Linked DNA regions of Homo sapiens: region 1 is linked to region 2. Evidence: chromatin loops called from intact Hi-C (ENCODE). Cell type or tissue: mammary epithelial cell. All regions are shown on one strand. Each heading gives the region's core, and the rest is flanking DNA. Links, peaks and the distances in the headings are about the cores only. Region 1 holds the start of YTHDF1 (YTH N6-methyladenosine RNA binding protein F1). Region 2 has its middle 19 kb from the start of LINC01056.

Evidence for each region. Peaks named below come from ENCODE experiments on the same cell type or tissue, not always from the same donor. Only the 100,000 strongest peaks of a DNase experiment are listed, where the experiment ranks them.
Region 1: it touches region 2 in a loop (35-fold over the local background); 9 of 110 quality-filtered maps call a loop at or near these places.

Annotation. Positions count from the first base shown.
Region 1 is chr20:63,213,852-63,216,753 of GRCh38, reverse strand. It overlaps YTHDF1 (YTH N6-methyladenosine RNA binding protein F1), which reads left to right and starts at 623. Exons shown (of 5, transcript NM_017798.4): 1 at 623-888; 2 at 1,153-1,177; 3 at 2,811-2,890. The coding sequence starts at 862. RefSeq lists silencers at 271-550, 681-750. In mammary epithelial cell, for the core only: a CTCF peak has its summit at 1,503 (motif pointing right); a DNase peak (open chromatin) is centred at 513; H3K4me3 peaks cover 1,542 bases; H3K27ac peaks cover 688 bases.
Region 2 is chr20:63,055,225-63,058,126 of GRCh38, reverse strand. No RefSeq gene overlaps it. Among named protein-coding and RNA genes, the nearest start is that of LINC01056, 19 kb to the right of the region's middle. RefSeq lists a silencer at 1,485-1,685. In mammary epithelial cell, for the core only: a CTCF peak has its summit at 1,552 (motif pointing left); no DNase peak of the experiment used is centred there.

The DNA.
Region 1 (2,902 bases), core at 106-2,605, 160 kb before region 2:
GCCGGCGAGCCTCTCGCAGGTCCAGGGGTGCATCCACACAACAGCTGACCTCCGGGACCGGGCCCAGGGCTCCGCTGCGGCTGAAGGCCAGGGCCGCAAAGCGAACAAAGCCCGCAGGTCCCGCGGCAAGGGCCGAGGCGCGCGACCTGGAACACGCGGGGGCTCGGAGCTCTGGGCGGGCAGGTGTTTGCGCGCGGGGGAAGGGCAGACCGACCCCGGACAGACCCGTAGCCCAGCTGTCGGACCAGAACAGCGTTTAGTCTTCGGACCTTGGGGAAAACTACAGAGGCCTCAGTGCCGGTAGCGCGTCGGGGGTGCGGCTGTGGCCGGGGTGTGTGTGGGCGGCTGTACACCTGGCAGCAGCCCGCCAGCCCCTTCCCGCCAGGCCCCGCGGCGCCTCCGGACACGCCCCACGTGACTTCCCCGGCTCAGGGCTTCCCCGCCCAGCCGGCTGCGGTCCCCGCCCCGCCGCACGAGACTGGGACCTGAGAGCGAAATCCATCCCGTAAGACGGGAGCGCGCAGGCGCGAAGTGTGGCGGCCCGGCGCGGCGCTCCCGGCCTGCCCCGCGTGCACGCTGACGCCGCGCAGTCTCGTCCCCTGCCGCCGCCGTCGCCGCTGCTGTCGCCGCCGCCGCCGCCATTGGAGTCGACGCCTCCTCAGTGCGTCCGCGTCCCGGGCTCACCGCCGCTGCCGCCTCGCCAGGGGCCCGCGCGCCCAGCAGCCGCCGCCGCCGCCCGGCCGGCGCCCGGGGAATTGGCGGCGGGGCCCGGGGCCGCGCGAGCTAGGGTGACAGGCCCGGCCTCTAGGGGAGGCCCGAGCCGGCGGGCGCCCCGGCCCCGCGTCTAGTTGTTCATGAAGCATGTCGGCCACCAGCGTGGACACCCAGGTAGCGGGGCCGGGTTACAGGGGCCGCGGCCGGGGCCGAGGCGCGGGGTCTGGGTTGAGGTCCTGGGGCTGGAACGCAGAGCCCGGGGTCGCGGAGGCCGGGCCCAGGCGGGACCGGGGTCTCGGGGCCGGGGTCGCACGTGACCGCGCGTCGGGGCCGGCGGAGCTCGCGGCCCGTTGGAGACCAGTTCTCTGGTGAATAACTTTGTGTTTCCCTCTTCCCCCGGGTTGTGTGTACCCCACGTCCCGGCCTGCGGCGGTGCAGAGAACAAAAGGACAAGATAATAAAGGTGAGCGGAGTCCCGGGACGGCCGGCGCGGGCTGGAGTGGAGGAGGACGGGGAAGGAACGGTCCAGGAAGCTGCGTCTGGAACCGGAAACTTTCTCTCTTCCGCCAGCTTCAGGGAGATAAAACTTGAGGTTGTGCGACGATTCTGGGAGATTTGACAGGTCGAAGACAGGGGCTTCTCAAGAAGTGAATAAATGATTGCTCAGAGTAGTTTGGGCCCGTCTCTCCCCACCGCATGATCATGGATTTGCTTTGGGGAAGGGGAGGTAGGAGAGCCGGGTGGACATGGCCGCAGGGGTTGAGCGACTTGCCTTTTTCCGCCCAGCAGGGGCTGCTCTAGGAGAGGGGCAGTCCAAGGTTCTGCAGGCTAAGCTCCACATCCCCGGTAGTTGCAGCCCGTTTTCCAAGTCTGTTAGCATCTCCTGTGACATTATGGCTTGGGATAAACCCTCAGAGCGCACTCATGTGAAAACTGTTAAGTGACACTTCACGTTTACTTGGAACACTTTTTTAGCCAGTTTGTGTGTCAGCTCAGGTGTAACCAAATACGGTTCATCGTGTTTTAAGATTGGAAAAGGCCCAGCACTTTATTTACCTTTGCTTGCTTTTTCTGGCTGAGCATAATAACAGTGGGAAGGTAAGTGGTGTAAAAGGAAAACCAGTCTTGGGGCACCCAAATCACTGAGCCAAAGGGAGAAAGCTACGCTGAGAACTGCTGAGGGCAAACCTGCCTCCCATTCTATTCCTGAAAAAGATAGCTTCTAAGACAAAAAAAGTTACATACTTCCCCCACAGTTTGCCCACAAGGAAATTCCTGGTGGACAAAGGACAGAACTCAGAGTCATTCCTGCTCACTGAGATAAATGCTTATCTGATTGCTTCCTTTGGAAAGGCTAATCAGAAACTCGAAAGAATGCAGCCGTTTGTCTCTTATCTACCTATGACCTGGAAGCCCCCTCCCTGCTTCAAGTTGTCCCGCCTCTCCGGACCAAACCAATGTACATCTTACATTGATGGTTCTCATGTCTCCCTAAAATGTATAAAACTAAGCTGTCCCCCGACTACCTTGGGCACATGTTGTCAAGACCTCCTGAGGTTGTATCATGGGTGTGTCCTTAACCTTGGCAAAATAAATTTTCTAAATTAACTGAGACCTGTCTCAGATATTTGGGGTTCACTGTGGAGAGTCAGATAATAGCTCCCAACAGTCCTTCAGTTGCAGCCCCTTCCCTCCTAAGTTTTCTTCCCTCCGTTCTCCATACGTTTGGGCATACATTCTGCATTTGGGCTTTTGGAGGCTCCACTTCTTTTTGCCACACATAAGTCTTCTTAGACCATGTCAGTTTTCACCCTGGTTATGTGTTCCTTGCATTATGTGTTAACACTTGATTTGGTTAATCTCACCAAATTACGATTAAGCCTTTATTTAAAATTTATCCTAAATTATTGAAAGTTTCCCGTCCCCCTTCTAATTAGTTGTATAAACATCAGTTCTATACTGGTTGTACTCCTTTTAAAATTAAAGCATAATTTCTGCTAGAAATAGATGGAAATAGACTTTGCTAACTTTGCCTTCCAAGCTTAAAAGTAATCTTTTAAAATTTGAGGGTAATATTTTGCAACTTTTTGTTCTAGTACAAAATGGTTCGTTACATCAGAAGGATACAGTTCATGACAATGACTTTGAGCCCTACCTTACTGGACAGTCAAATCAGGTGAGTTTATTT
Region 2 (2,902 bases), core at 199-2,698:
GGAGACGCTGCAGCTCCAGGGGCTGCTGAGCTGCTGCAGGACCTTGAGTCCTGCTTAGACCAGGAGAACTGGACACTGCTTCTGGCAGCAGCTGAACAGGAGGGAAAGGTACCTTACTCTTTCCCTGTGTACAAAGGAGTGACTGAGTAAACAAATGAGTGAGTGAGTGTGTGTAAATAAATTAATGAATGTGTGTGGATGAGTGAGTGAACAAGTGAGTGCATGTGTGTGAAGGAATGAGTGAGCAAACAAGTGAGTGTGTGAATGAATGAGTGACTAAAGGAATGAGTGGGTGAACAAATGAGTGAGTAAACAAATGAGTGTGTGTGAATGAATGATTGAATTAGCGAGTGAACAAATGAGTGTGTGAATGAGTGAATGAAGGAATGAGTGAGTGAACAAATGAGTGTGTGAATGATTGAGTGAAGGAATGAGTGAACAAATGAGTGTGTGAATGAATGAGTGAAGAAAGGAGTGAACAAATGAGTGTGTGAATGAATGAGTGAAGGAATGAGTGAACAAATGATTGCATGAATGAATGACTGATCAAATGAATGTGTGAATGAATGTGAGTGAACGAGTGAATGAAGCAATGAGTGAGTGAACAACTGTGTGTATGAATCAGTGTGTCCATGAATGAGTGAATGTGTGTGAGTGAATGAGTGAAAGAAATGAATGAGTGAACAAGAGTGAGTGAACAAATAAGTGTGTGCATGAATCAGTAAGTGTGTGCATGAATGAGTGAATGTGAATGAGTGAGTAAACAAATGATTGTGTGTGAGTGTACAAATGAGTGTGTGTGAATGGGTGAGTGAACAAATGAGTGTGTGTGAATGAGTGAGTGAATGAAGGAATGAGTGACTGAACAAATGCGTGAGTGTATGTGAATAAGTGAATGAATGAGTGAACAAATGAGTGTGTGTGAATGAATGAATGAAAAAAGGAGTGAACAAATGAGTGCATGTGTGAATGAGTGAATAAGGAAATGAGTGAACAAATGAGTATGTGTGAATGAATGAGTGAATGAAGGAATGAATAAGTGAACAAATAAGTATGTGAATGAATGAGTGAACAAATGAGTGTGTAAATGATTGAGTGAAGGAATGAGTGAACAAATGAGTGTGTGTGAATGAGTGAATGAGTGAATGAGCGAGTGAATGAATGAGTGAATGAGCGAGTGAATGAGCGAGCGAATGAGTGAGTGACTGCATGAGTGAGAACCTGGGAGTGCAGGCGGGGCCGAGCCGCCGCGGTCACAGTAGCACTGGGGGCGGTGGGCGGGAGACCCCTCCTTAGAGGCCCACGTGCTGGACCCCTCAGCTCTGCCAAAGATGAAATGCCCCCAGACGGGCCAAGGGCTACCCCCAGTGGTTGCAGTAGTGATGGCGCCTCCCCATCCCTGTGGCTGTCGCCTGTCTGCTGCTTTCCCCAGAAGACTTGGGGGCCTGGAGACCCCAAAGTGTGGCGTCCACTGCCAGCCCCGCCAGCCCCGCCAGCCCCGCCAGCCCCGCCAGCCCTCTGCTGCCCTCTGCTGGCCAACTCGATCCACAGCGGCTCCTGGCGGTCGAGGGGAGGGGGACCAAAAGGGACCACAGGGGCGAATTGGGACGATGTCAGCTCCTGCCAGCATCACGGAGCCGGTTGCCACAGTGACGGGCTGCTGTGCGGGCCCTCTGCAAAGCAGGGAGTGCAGCCGTCCTCATTCCACCAGAGCCAAATTCCTCACGCTCTGCCTCCCAGCGAAACCCATGTGACCACGGGCCCAGGGAAGGGGGAAGGGGTGTGGGAGCGGCCGGGCCACTCTGTGCCCCGGGCACCCTGGGCATCGCAAGCCTGGCTCTGCCTGGGACGCCCTCAGCTGGCCCCTCATTCCTCCTTCCAGGTCAGGCCTCCAAATGCTTTCGCAGCCCTGTCCCCGCCAGTCAGACCCGGAGGATGCCAGGGGTCGCCAGTGGCTGCCCTGCCCAGCTCAGAGAGGAGACGATGTACTCAGCCAGAGTGGAGGCCGGGGGCCTGACAGAGGCAGGCGGCACCAGCCAGCCCCCCAGCCCTGTCCTGAGGCTGCTGAGCATGACACCCACTGGGGAGGTGGGCAGCTGACCCAGGGCCTGGCAGGGAGCCGGCTGTAGCACTGCCTGAATCAGGACCCAAGCTCCAGCTGCTCCTGCTCCAAGCTGCCCCTGGCAGCTCTGCCAGCATGCAGGGCACAGCCATGGAGAGGGGACACCCACATGCACTGGGCCAGCTGCAGGCCTGCAGGGCCACCGGGCATCTCACCCATCCTGCCACCCAGCGAGGACAAGGGGCAGAGGAGGAAGCATGGCATGAGGGAGGGTGGAGGGGGAAGAGGGGAGGGAGACCCCATGGCCTGGGCCCCAGCCCACCCCCAGGCCCAGAGCTGCTGTCCACGTGGGAGGACTGGGGCCCCAGGAGGGCGGAGGAAGACCCAGCTCCCGTGGGAGGCTGCCAGGGACTCCCCTGCAGGTTAGGAGCCTCCAGATGTTGCTGCAACATCGATCTTTCCCATTTCTCGAGTTATTACTTTATGTAAACAAACACGAGAGTTGCTGGTTCTAAATAAAGTTGTTTGTCTATGTAAATTAATATATCATATTCTCTCCTGAAATAGAATTATTTGTCTCTGGAGGAATCACGTTAAAGACTGACATAGGGTATAACTGTATCATTTACATATGCAGATATGTCTAATTATTCAACTTGCAATTAAAGGCTTGTGTGTCAGCAAATGAGACTAATTAGACACATTTATCTATGATAATCAGCTTTTTACAAACAAAATAGATCCCCCTTGGTTGATCAGGGAAAGCTGCTGGACCGGGGCCCTTCTCCCGTCGGGCACCTCTCACCAGCCTCACTCCACACCCCCCAGCTACACCCCAGC